Regions from separate parts of the Mus musculus genome. Here region 2 is linked to region 1. A link is a loop called in an ENCODE intact Hi-C map of the cell type or tissue named here. Cell type or tissue: left cerebral cortex. All regions are shown on one strand. Links, peaks and the distances in the headings refer to the core of each region. The heading gives the core; the rest is flanking DNA.

Region 1 (9,170 bases), core at 2,421-7,420:
CTAATATGTAGGAATTTTCATTTGCTCATAATTGGCATAGTATAAAATTTCAACAAATCTAGGATTATATTATTTTGTCTTGAGATTATTCAGGCTTAGACAATATAAGTTTTTGTTTGTTTGTTTGTTTTCTGGTTTTTCTCTAATCTGACTTTTCATTTATGGCTCTGTACACAAGACAGCTGGCAGAACTAAGGATAAGAGAAAGAACCTTGCCGTGTATTTCCTCCCACTATTGAGAAGGTGTGATAAATTTTCCAGCCCCATATAAATTAATGTAATGCTTCCACACCGCAGTTTATTATGGCCTGACCTCCAACCCAGGGGTCAGAGAGTCACATTGATTTAGTCAACTTCCTAGTCATTATTTCAAATGAAAGTTCACATAGGAGGATAATTGGTCATGCTGATATCCTCATTTAATTAGGCTCCATTCTTGAAGAATTAGGTCAGCAACACTTGAGGGTTGGCAATGAAGGAAGACTCCCAGGGATGGCCTCTTCTGGCGCTGCTTCGGAACTGAATCTCACTCTTTCTTCTATCCTCAGAATCTCAGCGCCCTTGAGAACAGAATGCTAATGCTTGATGGAATGCCGGCAGTCAGAGTCAAAACCGAGCTTGTGGAATCTGAACAAGGGGTAAGCAGAGACCTCCGCAGAGGCCCCCTCCCTCTCATGACTGGCCCATTCACTTGCAGAGTTGCCCTGTCTCTTTTGTCCCCTGCCTAAGGAATCACCTGAGCCTGTCTGTGGTTGACTCTCATCCACTTGCAGCCTTAGACACCAGCATCCCCTTTGAGGTGTTCTGAAACTTAGGACTTCATGATGCACCTGAGGAGACAGACCCTTGTGGCTGAGTGAAAATTGCTGCATGCAAAGCTACCAAATCCAGAGTAAAGAGAAAGTATTGAATGTAAGATGGGAGTGTAACTCCTCAGTGTAAAATTCTAAGTTAGGAAATGGCAGAGAATAGGCATGGGAGTGCTAACTGTTGGTTAAATGGATTTCTTGGTTGTATTGTATCTAGTGCTTCTCCCTGATATTTAAAACTGTTCCAATTCTAGATGGTTGAGAAAATCGGGACAGTTAATGTGAAAAGTACCCAAAAGCATAGCTAAATTCATAAATTAATTTATGGATACAGGGTACCTAGGAACACAGAATTCATATGAAACCACAATTGGCAATTTTATTATTAATAACATTCAAAGCTTCCCTAATGGAAACCAATAAGGCCAGTATAAACAATTAGGGCATCTGACCATGGCATTTAAAGGAGAAATCACTATATCCCTGGGTACACACTGGCGACACACCTTATGACACTGCTACCTCTTAGGCAGCACAGAAAGTTGACAGGGGACATAAATAAATCCATCATTTATGCCATACTAATGTATGCCTTACTAAAAGAAATCAAAACTAAACATTAGTAATTTTGTAAAGAAATCTTTGTAAAAAAATTTAAATGTTAATATCGCCTCACAAATATTGGCTGACAATCAGTGTGGTCATGTCCATCTGGAACACCCTTAGGCCTAGCATCTTAGTGTGCCATCATCTTGGTCATGGCTGCTGAGGTTAGGGACCTGTAGGAGCCCTTTGGTTCTTTCAGTAAGTCCCACATGCCTCTGCACTAAGCAGCCCCTTGTAGCATCTCATCATCCTCTCTTTTCACTGCAAGCCTGCGCGCCAATCAGGTCTCTCCAATGGCCCCTGAGGAGGGGACTTCATCTGGATGTGTGGCACTGGCTTTTCTAACACTGAAATCAAATGTGTAGAGACTGTTCATCACTAACAATCCTTGAGGTCTGTGCTGCAATAAGGACCCCTCCGTGCTCAGAGAGTAGAGAGTATCGTCAAAGAGAGGAGCACACAGGACCAGTGTTAGCCCTTCAGAGATAAGCTTTGTGGGAAAGTTCTGTGTTCCTCTGTAGCTTCCGGTCAGGCCCATCAGGTTAACCTTCCCCATCCTTCAAATCGTACAGTTGGCTCTAACTTTGAATACTTAACCTAACAACAGGAAGGACTTGTATATGTCTTCAGTGCTCTATAGACTTAATTCGTTTCTCTCTGCATGGTAATATAGGGAAGGGGGCCTTTTCTCGCTGATAGGGAGAAAGGAGGAAAGGGCAGTCTGTATTTCCCAGCTTTCCTTTAATCTTATTGTGCTTTCTTCAACGTGAACAACAATAAATCTATTGAAGCCGTACATGTTAGAGAAGGGCACAAAGGACAGAAACTCATAAGCTATGGTGTGGACCGGGGGTTAAAACCAGAGGTCACTGTTCCCAGCCTTATAGGCTCTAACAATATGTAGCAAATTCTTTCTACGTTTTGGTCATTTTTCAGTTTCATACTAAGGTTTGTGTGAAAGACTCAGGGCTTTCAGTAAATAAAGACCAATATTCACAGAGTTTTATAGTGGATAGGAATTGTACATCACATGATTTGTAGAAAGTTCTGTTTGTCCTTAAATGTGGACAGGAAACATTCCTGAGCTCCTAATTATTAATTAATTCCTATTCATTAAAATCAACTTTGTCTTCCATGAGTGGTGCAGATGTTGGTCCTCTAATTAACTTGTACATGGTGGAAGGAAATAAAGTCTTTGTTTTTATTTCCGCTTTATATGGACTTCTTAGCTCTACTACTGATATAATCCTCTTTTCTTCTGTTGGAAAGCTTTAAGAGAAACTGCCTGTAGTGTTTAATGACATGATTATGACTTCAACTCTTCAGAGACTATAATAATTTGCATTTTCTAAATTTTTTGACTCTCCTTACAAATAGATAAAATCTAAAATTTTAGTGATTTTCCTGTCAGACCACTTTTCAGTAGAGATCATGGGACAAGGGGTGCATAGCCTGAGTTCTGCACCTCCGATTTATTTTTAGAGAAAGAGAGCTAGAGCTTTAAAGATTTTTCTAACACCTTTCCCATGTGATAGCTGATTGAAGTTAACGTGTCATAAAACGTCAATATGTTAGAGATATTTAAATGGATGTTCATGGGAAATGAAGTTATGGAGTCTTGAAAATGGTGACCTGTGCTGGTTACAAGGAATAAACGTGGAGGAGACCCTGCTATGTGGTAGCAATCTATAAAGATGTCTGGAGTTGTCACCTTTGTCCAGTCTGTAACAGCCATGTCTCACAACGATACTGCCTTTAAGATACACAAATCAACCTTAAGTTTTTTGAGAAAGTAAGTGGGGTTTTGCCTTGTTTTTTCTATGCAACATATTCAAGAATTTCATGCACTTTCTGTTCCCATTTCCCATGGCAGACTCTCTTCTGTCCTGCTTCTGGTAAATTGTCCCTCAGGTTTCCTCCTGCTGTCCACTGCTCTCTGCCTGTTTCACTTTCTCCCAGGAATTCAGGACCTAGTGAGGACATATCACAGTCTTGAAGGAAGATGTGGAGGATAACTGGGATGAGGGAGAGTGGACATGGTTGATAGACTGGGTAGCTGACTGAATAAGCACCCGAGCTCACATCTGAGTCACCTTGCTGTCTTTGTGTTTTACTTGTACACACAAGTAGCTCCTCTGGTGTTCGACGGCTACCTCTCAGCATTAGAAAAGCTTTCCCTCATGCCCTAACCTCAGATCACAGAATATCAAATAGATAACAAATTTGGACATGGCTAAATCTTTCTTGGGAAGTTCTGACTGCCATTCACTTAAGGAAAATTCTAAGTGTGGATTTTGATTATATTTCTTGGGTCAGAATGAAAGCTCTTAGAGAGTAGGGGATATTTCTTTGATTTCTTCTTTGTACTTTTATTGGTTCTGAGTACATGCCACGTGCTCAATTTATGTGATTTATCCAATGTGTATTCATTCTACCCATCCTGGCATGTATGTAACTGCAATCAGCTTGTGGTCAGCTTGATTTGTCTACCTCATATGGTAACTGTGGACATAAACACGGACTAGCACACTTTGGACACTAACATTCTCATTGGGGCAGAGGTCCTTGTCTTGTAGCCATGTGAACTGAGTAGGAATAGCCACATACAGGCATTAGCTTGCTCTGTGCAGAGTTCCAAGGCTCAGACTTTTAGTGATGTTGCAGATCACTACACTGTCCCGTTACTTCAGTTTCCTTCAAGCTCGTCCTGACATAGGATATGCTGCTCAGCAGCCTGCAGCACGGGAATGTGCTCTTATGGTACACTGCAGAGGCACAGCAAGGAATGAGGGAATGACTTTGTCCGTGACCTCTGGTGCATCTACCCTGCTGTTAAAAGAGCTTCCCAAATGCTGCCAGCCGTTGGATGTTCTAACGTGTTTTTTAAGCAAAGGAGGACAGCCGAAAAAGAGTTCTAGAACTATCATACTAGAGAGGAGGCCGAGTAAAGGAAAAGGGGCTCCGTCAAAGACAAAGTACGACTTTATTCCTCGCCCCGCAGTTTACCGGCTTGAGCGACAGTAAGCAGTTTCTTCTCATCTCTGGTCTTTCCTGTCCTCATCTGTGCAGTGGGGATGCTGTGGGGGAGATGCTACTTCCCAGGCGTCCTCTCTATCTTATGACCTAGAGGGTCGAGAGGTGAGGGAGAGCACCTCCAGTGGTAGATTTCGCCGTCATACTCCAACTGAAGCTACTTGTGCGTGGACACCAAAACCGCAAAGACATTAAAGTCGGTCCTGTGAGAGTGCAGCTGCCTATTGCATCAGGTACCAGCTCTGTCAATCATGCTAATTCTCTCTCAGCCCACGTCCTTAGCTGGGGAGTAGCTTAACCACTCAGCCACACAGTAGCTTGCCTGTCTGTGGTAGAGAGGTGATAAACACTCTCCCTACCGAAGAAAACAGCAATCCCCGTTGGCTACAGTTTTCCTGAGTTTTGGTTTTATTTTTAGTAGAGATTTTTTAACATATATGTTAGTTACACTGTGATTTAGCAAATACATTTAAGGTAAATTTCAAATTGCCTTCCTTCCTACCCTGGACTCTAAAGTATTGCTCATTCTAAGCAAGGGCTTTCCCAGGTAGCTAGATCTCCTTTGACTTTCTGTTTGTTGAGACAAGGTCACACTAAGTGGTTCAAACTGGCCTGGAACTCAAGGTATAGCTCAGGTAGGTCTTGACCATTTAGCCTTCAAGAGCGCTAGGATGGCAGGCTTGCATCTTTTGATTTACCCAGAGCAGAAGTTGTGATGAGCATGAATATTCTAGACACAGGGGCGTGAGGGGTTGGGAAGGCAACAGAGTCTGCTGATTTCCTTTGGGAGAGCTTGCGGGAACTTTTCCAGAACATTCTTCAGGACACTCCTAGCCCAGGGCTGAAGGTGTTTCTGTCTCGCAGCGTCCTGATGAGCTCTGTGAAGCAGCGGTAATGGAGGAGCCTTCATGCTTTATGGTACTCATTATTCCTCATCATCTCAGCGCAGGAGCTCATGAATAGGCAAGGCTGGGTGAACAGTGATTCGTTCAGACACTGTTTATTGCAAGCGAGTGCTTGTTTGCCACGCGGCACAAGGGAGAGGATTCAGAGACCAGTGCTGTTTTGAAAGAGACCTCAATTCTTACACCTCCTAAAGGAATATAGACAGACGCGAGGACTGGAGCTGGACTTGGAGATAGGCTATGGAATGCTTGCTTAAGGCAGGCAATTGTGTTACAGTTCTGCAATGTTAGGGACCAAAAAAATCCAACAAGGCTCCCTTTTCCCTTAGTGAATATCTTTGTTTAATTTTACATTAAATCTTTAATGTACATCCGTGTGTGGAGGCTTGGTTAGACACAGTTACTTTAATGATTTTGTCAGAAGTAAGGAGGAGGCGTTTATTAAAAATGCCACTCGTGTTGCCCTTTAACAGGCCCTCATTATTTCCCCTCCCACTGTGGAACAAGGGCTGGCATTGCTAGGAAATTGGTAGACTTATCTTAGAGATATGAATTTGCTTATCATTTCATATTCTCTGATGACCCACAGTGGAGCTCTTTTGATCTGTAGTAAAATCTTAGAGTGCTAGTAACATGGCTTCACAGCAAAGCGTACACAGGCACTGTGATCATGCTAATGTGTGAAGTCTTTTTTTTTTTTTTAAGAGTAGAAAAAAAAATTCTACGCTCACAGAATTCCTGTTTTTAGGGAAGAGACATCCTCTACTAGAGATGCAGAGTTGATCTGAATTTAATAATGTCAGAATGGCCAATAAATGTATTAATAGAAAGAATTGAAAATCAATGAGCTGTGATAGTAATTACAGATAGTACCCAAGGGAAATATAACTGGAACAGAAATCGGCTCCCACAGGGCCTGCCCTGGGCACCGGAGGAAGTTGGTAATTCTGTCCTTCCTCCTTCCCTTTAGCTGGAGTCTTTCTCCTTCAGCTTTATTCTCTTGCGACCCACCATCCCGAGCCCCCACCCTCCCATTATGCTACAGTGGTTCAAGGTTCCCACAGATGACCAGTTGTCACTACAGACTCATTAAATGGGGAGAATGGAACACGTGATCCTTTCTGAGAGAGACATTTGCATTTGTATAGGGTCAGTGTGTTATATAAAAAGGGATATTCCTTCATATGCTTTAAGGAATTTCATGATTTGGAGTAGAAGCGAATTAACCTTTTGGGTTAATTTTGAGCTTGTGCCAGACTGTGGTCCAGGTTTCTCATCCTTGCCACAGGAGTGCACATATGTATACCATGAAGCATGTGTTTCTCTCTGTCTAGAGATGTTTTCTTGAGCTCACATTTGAGTGGTGATACAGTTTAAGAAGTGCCTCACAAAAATATTCTACTTAACCCATGGAAAAATTTCACTTCTGATCAGGAAGGGTTGATTATTGTGGGAATCGACTTCCAACACAAACTCCTGGAAGATGAAACAAAACAAACATCCTATTTTTAACCTATTGTACAAGAGGCAATGGCCCTCAGCACAAGAGCAAAACCAGGGGTCGCCTCCCTGTGACCTGCAGGTAGCATTAGAGCTGCAAAACGGGCAAATTACCAAGAAAGGCCTGCAAGTGTCTCCATGTGGAGCAGAAAATGGAACCTGGAGAGGCTGTGACAGCTGGCAACAATGGAAGAAAAGATGGCGTTATTATAGTGTTCCAGAGACCTTCACAGAGGGCATCAAAGCCTTTGGCTGGGTGATTAGCTTTCTGCAAAAGAAGGAAGGCACACATCTACCATCTAGAGGGACAGAAGCCAACTGATGCTTAGAGCACACATGTCTATGCAAACCAAAATGCAAACATGGGTCCTGGGAGGGCCCAGAGAGACCCCCAGCTTGATGCTGGGTTGTGGGCTAGTCCTAGAAACATCAGACTAGTGTCTTCCCTAGTCAGTCTGGAATCAGCCACTGAAAAGATCAAACTGGTCTGTATGTATGTAATTCATCCCTGTTCCAGAACCTAAGCCACCCCAGAGGAAGTCACTAACCTGGACCCCTAAATAAATTGACAAGGGCAGTGTCTGGCATCCAGCCAAAACAGGTACACATACAGAGAAGTAGAAAATGTAGAGAAATTAGAGCATCCACACACTCAACAACAACAAAACAGGTGTTTTTGTTACTGTCAGAGATGAAGCGGTCAGTTCATCAGCCGAGCACCATAGTCTTGGATAGAGCTTAGGAACCAAGTGCATCAAGGTGATACCATCTCTATCTATCAACAAGATTGCCGAGATAGCCCTGTGTCTAAGATCAGAGAACCAGTAGTGGGCATAGAATGGTTAGGGACAAGTCCCTGTCTTCCCAGTTGAAACCATTTCATTATTGCAAACTGTCTGTCTTTGTAGCTACATTTTTACAGCTTTTCTAGCTAATAATCACATTGATTGGATAATAAACAATTTCCAGTATTATATTGATGTAAAAGAAATATCAAAAGCATATTACTAAAAAATTTTAATTTAATTTGGCCCAGTAAATACAGATTTACTTACAGAGGTCAAGATACTGCATGTAGTCTGCAGTGAATGCACCCAGCTTCGGATTTCTTCTTTCCACTTGTTATTTTTTATGATGGTTTTGTTTAAATATATTATTTCCATTGTCTTTTAGAAAAGATTCTGCTCTCTCTCTCTCTCTCTCTCTCTCTCTCTCTCTCTCTCTCTCTCTCTCTCTCTCTCTCTCTCTCGCTCTGTGTGTGTGAGAGTGTAGAGTGTATGTGTGTGTGTGTGAGTGCCACTGCTCATGTGTGAAATTTAGAAGACAAATTGAGGGAGAGAGTTGTCTCCTTCTATGATCTGGCTCTGGGACTCAAACATGGGTCCCCGGGGTTTGGTGGCTTGCCTTTACCTGCTGGGCCCCATCTTCTTCACAATATGTTTAGATGAATCTATGAAGATAATGACTGAGGTAGTTCATTCACTCAAAGCCGATTTCCATTAAAAAAAAAAGGCCAACTTGTTGTTTTTAAATTTTAGAGAACATTTCATTCATTTTTATTACCCTTTTAAAAACTTAAAATTATTTTTTAATCGAGTGGAATTAATCAAACTATAGATGTAAATCCCTAGCCTCCATTGGCCAAGTCAGGCATGGCAAAGTAGCAAGACAACTCTCCAGGATTATGGGTCCATTTCTGTGGCCAATTTTATATAAAAGTTGGACGCGTGGCCTCCTTCTAATGCATCATCATGATGCCACTGTATTTGCTAAAGATGAAGGCGATGCTGTAAGATGAGTGTTTGCTGTGAACCATGCCTTTGTTCATGGCACAGTTCAGAGACCTGGATGGATGGATATTATTTTCACTAATACAATCTCCTCATCTTGAGAGTCATATAACCGCAGGCAATATTGCATCTGTTAAGAATAAGATGCTTCCATTACTAAGAACATTACCAGTCGTTTGCCATAAACTCTTTTGCAATAGAATTTGATTTTCATAGACATTGTTATCAAATCGATAATGTCTATTATCCTATCAGTCATAACACAGACACAGAGGACTCGTGTCTCTGTTTGCATGACCTTAGCTTTTTTATTTTCTTTTTTATAAATTTTATTTTCCACAGTGGTCACTGACTTTTACATTACTATCTCATAAGTAGATATAAGTGAAGGTTGTTGCCAGATTTTCTTCGGGTTACACACTCACAAACACATACACACACAGAGGTGGGTGGAGAATCACATAAATAATAGTTCTCTTCACTTAAATGTGGCCATATACATATACATAGACATATATGGAATGTAT
Region 2 (9,170 bases), core at 1,588-6,587, 80 kb after region 1:
TACCAGCTGAGCCATCTTGCCAACCAGGTCCCGTATTTTCTTGAAGAATCACTTCCTACATTTTCAACTGAGATGTTGGTTTGGAGCAGTACCTAAATATTCATTCAAACATGTCATCCTTTCACACTGTAGAGAACTTGGTCAAGAATTTTAATATCGGTAATCAGAGTAGGATAGTGTGAGTGGCTTCCTCTCACTCAGGAATAATATATGTGAAGTGACAGTTTATCTTTCTTTAGTATAGCTTTATGCCTTCCTGCTTTTATAAACTTACGTTTTTATGGCACTTCTGTTTACCACTCTGCCCTTGAACATGTGGATAAGAAGAATCTCTAGAAACAAGACAAATTAATAAGTATTGGGACATATACAATGAAAGGTCAACAAGTGGGTACCATTTTCAGTAAAATAAAAGTACAGAGAATCATGTGCTCTAGCATCCAATGGAGAACACTGAGAACCAAGCACCCGACCACAGTTGTGGGGTGCTCTCATCAGGTGGCTCAATGGAGCACACTGAGAACCAAGTACCCGACCACAGTTGTGGGGTGCTCTCATCAGGTGGCTCAATGGAGCACACTGAGAACCAAGTACCCGACCACAGTTGTGGGGTGCTCTCATCAGGTGGCTCAATGGAGCACACTGAGAACCAAGTACCCGACCACAGTTGTGGGGTGCTCTCATCAGGTGGCTCAATGGAGCACACTGAGAACAAAGTACCCGACCACAGTTGTGGGGTGCTCTCATCAGGTGGCTCAATGGAGCACACTGAGAACAAAGTACCCAACCACAGTTGTGGGGTGCTCTCATCAGGTAGCTCAGAGGAAGATCCTGGGGTATGGAGTTGTGATGAATGTCATATTTTAAAAACGGCCCTTTAATTAAAATATAGTCTTATTTAAAATAATGCAGTAAAGGTGCACACAAGTAAAGGTGTCCATGGAGACCACAAGAGGGCTGTGGAGTCTGGCTCTGAAGTTTCAGGGGCCTGTGAACCCCCTGATGTGAGGGTTGGCCAAGAGCTGAAGTTCAGAGAAGCAAATATCCTTCAGTGTTGAGCCTTTCCCTCCTGCCCCAGAACATATATTTTCAATCACAAGTCTGAACACTAAGCGAGACTCTGAACTTCATAAAACTAAACTAGTGTTGTGATAGACCAGCTCTGCTCTTTGCGGGTTGTTTACATGGTAGCATCAAGAAATCAAATCAATCACACCACGTGTGATCCTGCAGCTATGATGTGGATTTCTTGTGGATCGATCCAAGTAATCTTTAAAAAAGAAAAATAAAGCATTCACATATTCAGGATACATTTTAACTCCGTGATGTCCGTGAGAACCACGTATTCTATTTCATAATGGGTATCTGCTTGCTTTGTAAGGCATGCATCCCAGCAGAGACTCTTGGCAAGCTTGGACCAGATTTTATTGCTTCACTGAGTTTTCCAACACTTTTGGAAATCGGTTGACTTTCTTTGAGGATTTTACTTCCAAGAACGAAGAATTCTGCTCATCTTCTTCTCTTTTTACTGCTACAAGAACGTGGGGACATCACCTCAGCCTTCATAGCAATTTTACAAGGCTGGAACTAGTGTTCCTGTTTTCTCTTCTGAAAAATCCTAAAACCTCAGCAAATTCAAAATGACACTGCTAATAAAAATTAAACTGGGTTAGATCATGATTTCAAATCGTTGGAATTTTTCTCCAAGACTCTTTTCCTTTTTTATAGCAATCCAGAACAGCTTATGATAGAGACATGATATTAAGGAAATCATTTTAGAACATTGCCTAAAATATAAGCTTGAAATTATTGCTCAAATTTTTTAAAGTAAAATAAAGCATAATTTATGGAAATGGTTGATAGATAGTTGCCACTACACTATTTGTGTTTAAGACATCCCCAACTCTCTGGTCCCATTAAAGGTGTAGCAGGCACCATATACATCTTGGATAACATTCATTAGCCTGTTCTTCAAATCCTTCTCCACTAGAAGACTCCTGAGTTCTGCTGGAGAGATTTCCCGGGGTGTCCGTTCATAGTTGTTGCTTTTTAAAATTTACAGATGATTAAAATACATGATCTCAATTAAAGATGCCTTATGTTTCTTGGCAGACCATGATAAGATTCTGCTGTTGGTAATTGTTGGCTGAGGGAAACCTCTCTCCGATTCTCCAGGAACTAACCCGCGGGAGGCTCGGGTTCCTTTGCACATTCCTTCAACAAAATGCTTAGTTTCATTTTCATTTCTTCCAGAAGGAGGTTCTTGCTTAGGAAGGCTCAGCTGTGTTCCTGAAGTTGTTTAAGTGAATATGTCACTATGATGCTATGTGTAACATTTTATCATGTTGATTATTGTATGTAAAGCCTACTAGTATGTGTGATAAGGCATGCACACATATTTTCTGGGGCATGTGAAGTATATTGTCAGACGTATTGTACTGGACTTTCGTATGTATTTATACTATTATTTCCTAAAATATCATTTAGTAGCAGAAATTTTATGGTGGACCCTTCCAAAAGGTATGATATAACCTTTTGGAAAATGAAATGTCATGCTCTCTGACAAAAAATCCCCGTGTATTCCCTGTAGCATTAGGAGTGGGTTGTTTTTGCTTGACAGGGAGAATGTAGAGAGTTCCATCTTCCATACCAGGGGAATCAACAGTGAAATTCAGTTTCTATGACAACTTCCCAAGTAAAAATCGGTGTGTATTAGAAAACCACAAAAATCACTTAGTTGGTACAGCGATAAGATGTCCACGGATGTGTCCAGAATTTAGACTTTGCTGATGAAATTTCGCTGCACAATCCTTCCGTTTATTGACAGAAGTATCTGGTGTAAAAACAATCTTTGTTCTTTTTCATTGGCTCTTTGGTTTCCCTTCCCCTTGAGGTCATCCCCTCCCCCACCCCTCATGTGTCCCAGCCAGTTTCCCCTTTGCTTTCCAGCTTCCTCTGCACTCTCTCCATCTTCTCTGTTTCCCTTCAGCTTCTTCTCCCTCTTGGTGGTCACTTGCATTCCCAGCACCTCACTTCAGCTTCCCACTTAGGGGGACCAAGCCTCGGAATTAATCCATTTCCAATTTCCTCTTTTGGGAAACAAATAAATGCCCAATGGTGATTGCAGAGTGGAGTCTTATGGGCATTTTCCATGTCTTAAAAGGAGGAAGGAGGGTCTAGCACAGCTGTTTAAAGGCCTCGTCCTCTCACATCACTGACTTTACAGACAGGTCTGTGCAGCCCAAAGCTGAAGTACAGACACTTTTACCTGCAACATGGTTCTGTGTCCCCGGAGAGTAGTAATGGCTTTTGGCATATGATACCCTGTCAACATTGAAAGCAGATGAAGGGTACAACAAAGATGTTATTGTCTTGATACTGATAGGGCATAATTATTTAATGTATGGCTTCATTTCAACGGCTGTATATTAAAGAGGAGCTGCCGTGTGTCTCTGTAATGTTTGTGTTTATAAATTTACACATAATTTTCCAAGGCCCCTAGTGTGTGATCTAAAGGTTTGGTTTATGCTTCCTAGTTATTTTAGTTTTTGCGTAGGAGAAAGCTGTGCGGTTTTCAGGCATCTGGGAAAAGCTAGGTATGCTCTGAGCTTTGTCTTTATGGAAATATCATCTTTCCAGTGAGGCTGAGCGGATGTCGTTAGCTGATGCTGTAGCATGACTTTTGGTGGAAGTTGGAGATTAGATAATGCCAGGCAAATGGTGGGCTCTCAGTCACAACACAGAGAAAATGGGGCACCTCCTGAAGCTCAGTGATGCCGCATGCCCTGGAGCCTCCTCTTTATCAGCTCCATAGGCCCCAGTTCTCCTGACATAGTCTACCAACGCATGCTTTCCTTTCTGTTAGGAATGGTTCCTACAGGCTCCTCACCTCTTTATCTGCAAACGTCAGTTTCTGCATAGAGTCAAAATAACCATCGTTTCCAAATTAAAGGTCTTGAATTTGTCTAATATGTAATGGATCCAGGGTATGTGTCATTAAAGAGATTGGTACTGTTTAATAATATATTTAATGATTTATATTTTGGATTTTGAACCAGTTTCTATCTGTTATGGAAGCAATATCCACCAGGGTTTTCTATGTGTGTGTAATATGCTGATAAGAAACAACTCATAGTATTCTATGAAAACAAAACCCTAATGATGCTTCTGAGAGTAAGCATCCTGTCCAATAGGAAGAGTGATAATGTCTTCAGACGTGCATGGAAGTCGTGAAATTTACATTGTTTGGGTGTTTGGCTGTTTGTTTCTTAATGTGTTTGGGATGGTTTATTAAATTGTTTCTCAGCTTTAATGCCTAAAGTGCAGTTCCTGGTTAGAATTCCATACAGGAGGCATTGCAGAACTCGGAGCTTTTATAGCACTAATTCATGTGCTTTTGCAGGCAGTCATTTTAGGTAAGAGGGAAAAGGCATTAAAACATCAGCCCATTTCCCTTTCATTTGATCCGCTGCCACAGTTGATTTGTTGTTTTTTTCTCTCTCTTCATTGTGGCAGAATAAAACACCCTCACACTCCTGCCTATTGTGTCCTCTGAATAGAACTATAATTTATATTCAATAATGAAAGTTTTTAAGAACAATGTTTCTTTTAAAACCTTAAAATGCATTTTCATGTTTTCAGGAAGACTAGCAAATGAAAATCTTTCATGAAATGACCAACTTCACATAATTGTTGTTCCAATACCATAAGAAAGCAGAAAATAATGATTTGGGGTTTTCATCTGAGAGAATAATACTAATGTGAGTGTTGACCTGGTTAAATTAGGTGTAACAAAATAGTCTGCTATGGTCTGCTTCTATCAAGGCTCTACTGACACACTGGAATAGAACATGGGCCATGTGGTTCCAGATGTGTGCATTTCATAGGTACTTGTTCAACTTCGGAATTAATAGGTGTGTGTCCATGTCCATTAATAATATACTGAGAATACTAGTATATTAAACTATAGACTATTTATTGCTAAACTTTTTTCAATAAAACTTACAGGAATACAAATGAGCCTAAACAAAACAATCATTTTAAATGAAACAAAGTGATTGTAGACAATTTAAAATTTCTCATATAGATTTTCTAAAACCTGTTTCCTCTAGTTCAGGTATCATAACTGTGTTCAATATCTTCCAAAATAAAATGTGGCGGGTATTGAGGGTTAAAATCTAACACATACAAGTGATTTAACTTCGATAACTTGATGACCGGCCCTGGGAGACTGGCGAAGACTGTGTGCCTTCTGACGACTTTGAATGAGCGTGTCCCAGTAGTTCTTGTGCTGAACATGAGTGTAGAAAGGTCACAGCGAGTTCCCCAAGATTGCTACTGAATGATATTTTCTTTCTAGATCAGGATCATGTTGCACTAGGGTAAAATCATTCACCGCAGTGTAGAACTCCAGAGCTGGAGAGGGTATTTCAGTCCATTTAATGAAAGCTCTCATTCCTTCATAACAAGACACCGAGACAGACCGCTAGTGCAAGAACAACTCAGAACAACAAAGGGAATGCTGTTGTTAAATAACTCCTGTTTGCACAGTTCTGAAACAGTGTTTTACACACCGAGCTTGTCTTTCGAAGATTCTACAGGGATTTAGTGATTATTTTTAAATTCCTGTGACCTCTTGTATGAACCAGTGCATTCATCTTAGGAAGCTGTATGTGCGTCCTTCCAATGAAAAGGAAACATACTCATGTTAAATGACTTCCTTCTTCTCTGATGCATTTTGCTCTTTTAGCTGTCATTATTGTGACTGTCAAAGAAAAATTCCTTGAATATTTGAGTGAAAGAACTAATGCTCCCCTGCAATAAGAGAAAAATTAATACACCTTCAAATTAGTTATATATTTGTTGAAATATATCAGCGATAATGACAAATCTGTTCCATTTTCTCCTTGCAGTCTCCAAACGTCCACAACTACCCCGATATGGAAGCTGTCCCCCTCTTGCTAAATAATGTGAAAGGGGAGCCCCCAGAGGACTCACTGCCTGTAGATCACTTTCAGACACAAACTGAGCCAGTGGACTTGTCAATCAACAAAGCCAGGACCTCCCCTACTGCAGCGTCATCCTCCCCTGTCTCCATGACAGCGTCCGCCTCCTCACCTTCTTCAACTTCAACCTCTTCATCCTCTTCTAGTCGTCCAGCCTCATCCCCCACTGTTATAACATCAGTATCTTCAGCATCGTCTTCGTCAACAGTGTTATCTCCAGGACCCCTTGTTGCCTCTGCATCTGGCGTGGGCGGCCAGCAGTTCTTGCACATCATCCATCCGGTCCCACCTTCCAGTCCCATGAACTTACAGTCTAACAAACTCAGTCATGTTCATCGAATCCCTGTGGTGGTACAGTCAGTGCCGGTTGTCTACACAGCTGTACGGTCACCTGGAAATGTGAACAACACTATTGTTGTACCGCTCCTGGAGGATGGGAGGAGCCATGGCAAAGGTAAGAGACATGAAATCTTGATGTTTTTACAACACCAGAGAAAACCATGCATTTTTGTTTTTCAATGACTGGAACCTAGATTGTGTGCAGACACTATGTTCAAAGAAATTCTGTGTAGAACCTTGTAGACCATATGATTGGCCATATTGAATAGGGCACTGCTTGAAGCAGCCACACTTTTATAGACACTTCCCTTAGCTAGGCTAAGTCCATATACGTATTTATTGAGCCATTTTGTGTCAGAGTATTGATATCTTAATTTACAGAATTATGCTTCCTTTGAATGGTAAAGTGGGATAGACAGCCTGTTTACAACAGAATTACATGCGAAATGAACATATATAAATCCCTCATAGACATTAGTCATTGTGAGTGCTTTCAGGTAAATAAGGATTTTTTTTTTGTACTTGTTCAAACAAGAATTTTTAGATGGCAGTAATACAAAATGCCATGATGATGGACTGAATGGAATTTATACATCTATTTCTGAGTGCGTTTTAAAATAATTTGATATTACAATGATTCCGCTAGGTGTGGTAGACTCTTCCTTCAATCACAGCACTTGGGAGGCAGAGTAAAGTGGACCTCTAAGCGTCTGAGGCCAGCCAGGTTTATAGAGAGAGCTCCAAGTCAGCCAAGGTATATGTAACAAAAGACTGTCTTTATTTACTACTCTGTACATGGTGAAGATACATCATGACCAAGGCATCTTACAAAGAAAGCCGATTGGTTGGGGGCTGGCTCTCAGCTTCAGAGCATTAGTTTATGAACATGATAGCAGGAAACATGCAGAAGTAGCCGAGAGCTTTACATCCTGATCCACAGCAGAGACACGGGAGGCCTAACATGGACTTTTGAAACTTCCTCCTCCAACAAGCCACACCTACTGCAGCAAAGCCACACCTCCTAATCCTTCTCATTCTGCGGAGAGTTCCACTCCCTGATGAATAAGCATTAGGTCGAGGAGTCCTTGGAGACCATTCTCTTTCAGACCAGCACAACCTGACACAAGGATAGATGTGTATCTTTAAACTTGCAAATAGAGTTTGCTTTGAATCACCTTCTAATTCAATGACTATTGTCTTAAGTATCGGTGATCTATAATGGAAATATTTCAATGCAGGACACTAATGTTCCCTCTAATTCTTGGAGGTAAGAAGATACTTTGTGAAATGCTGATGTTACAATATCTAGTTATTTCATTCATTGTGGTAGTCATGCAGCTGTATATGGAGTTACCTTCTGTGCATAAGTGATTGCCTTTTGCAGAGTTTTAATAGAAGAAATTGGAAATCCCATTAGACTTTGCCTATTTTCTTTTCTACATACAAACCTAAATACTATACCACCCTTCTTCAAATATAAAAATATCATATTATTGACTTATTCACTATGAAACTGAGTGCATATTTGTGTATTTTGTCTGCAGAGGCCAGACACGATGCTAGGATCAGATTTGCCCAATATTGCTTTTTCCTCTGACACTGTATTACTACTGAGGCCCATGATTAAAACATGATCAATGAATGCATAAACTGCTGTCTGCTCATAAAATACAAGGAAACACGGTTGTTTTGCTTCTGGTAAAAGGTAGGATTCAATATTGAGAGATGATATATTATTGAAAACTTGGCAGTATGTTTATAAACATCTATATAGAGCTGTGTGCTTACCCCTGGAAGTTATTATTTTATCAATATTAAATTTCTTCCTAGCACTCAAATAAGTTTCACCTTCCCTCTTTAACAAAGTTAAAAATCTCCTGATTCAGGAGTTTCAGTTTTCAAGGTTGACAAGTAAACAGACATTCATTGCTTTATCTAACAACCCCTGTTGCCGTGCTTCACATGGTTTAGGTTCTAGCACCCTGCCTAGGGGTATGGGGAGAGAAAGGCATGGATACACATATATTGAAACTGGGATCAGGTTGGGCTTTCCTACTGCTACCAACCTCGACATCAGCATGTTTATTAGGTACAATCCAGGGGCCATGGTGAGCTAGGCTCAGTGGGCTCTATGAGGGGGCAAGCTCAGCTTATAGCCATCTGGGAGGAGGAAGCCATAGCTGCTGGTCTGAACACACTGATCAATCTTTTACCAACACTCAGTCTCCTTGAGGAAAGCTTTGCCATTCATCTTGAGTCAAACCCACGTAGATAACAGCTTAGTCAATTTCCCATGAGTCAATTGGCCTTTGTGTCTGTGACATGGACATGCCTGTGTCAGAATACATATTTACTAACTCAGGGGATTCCTCTGCTCCCAACACTGTGCGTTATCTACTACCATGGAACAGGCAACTGGTCTGAACAGCACTGGATTTAAAAAGTTGAGAAAAATGGAATTAAGATGCTTTTTAATGGATGTTTCTTATGTTGCATCTTTTGATATTGCTCATACCTCTGAATAAAGTGAACAAGTCTCTTTGAAGAATAATAATGTAACTTGGAGCTAAGTCAGACATTGGTTTTACTTATTATCCAGATGTATAGTTATATATTCTTAAGAATTAGCACTTAACAGGTAGTAAAGCACACCACTATATATTGCCTATGTGTCTACATATGTGTCCTATAGCTGTGTCTCTATGTCCATGGTGAACTCCAGTGTCTCTCCAGTATCAAAGTCCTATATGTAGGCTCATGTCTGCAGTGTCACTTATGGAAAATATCACTTTCTTTGTGAAAATTATCAGTAAATATTTTAATATG

What was found. A loop is a pair of places that touch in the nucleus more often than their neighbours do. Peaks named below come from ENCODE experiments on the same cell type or tissue, not always from the same donor. Only the 100,000 strongest peaks of a DNase experiment are listed, where the experiment ranks them.
Region 2: it touches region 1 in a loop (2.2-fold over the local background); 2 of 42 quality-filtered maps call a loop at or near these places.

Annotation. Positions count from the first base shown.
Region 1 is chr14:100,101,239-100,110,408 of GRCm38, reverse strand. Klf12 (Kruppel-like factor 12) reads left to right here. Exons shown (of 7, transcript NM_010636.3): 2 at 549-638. Among named protein-coding and RNA genes, the nearest start is that of Klf12, 44 kb to the left of the region's middle. In left cerebral cortex, for the core only: no CTCF peak of the experiment used is centred there; a DNase peak (open chromatin) is centred at 5,351.
Region 2 is chr14:100,019,911-100,029,080 of GRCm38, reverse strand. It overlaps Klf12 (Kruppel-like factor 12), which reads left to right. Exons shown (of 7, transcript NM_010636.3): 3 at 5,913-6,459. Among named protein-coding and RNA genes, the nearest start is that of Klf12, 130 kb to the left of the region's middle. In left cerebral cortex, for the core only: no CTCF peak of the experiment used is centred there; DNase peaks (open chromatin) are centred at 2,096 and 3,642; H3K4me3 peaks cover 509 bases; H3K27ac peaks cover 785 bases.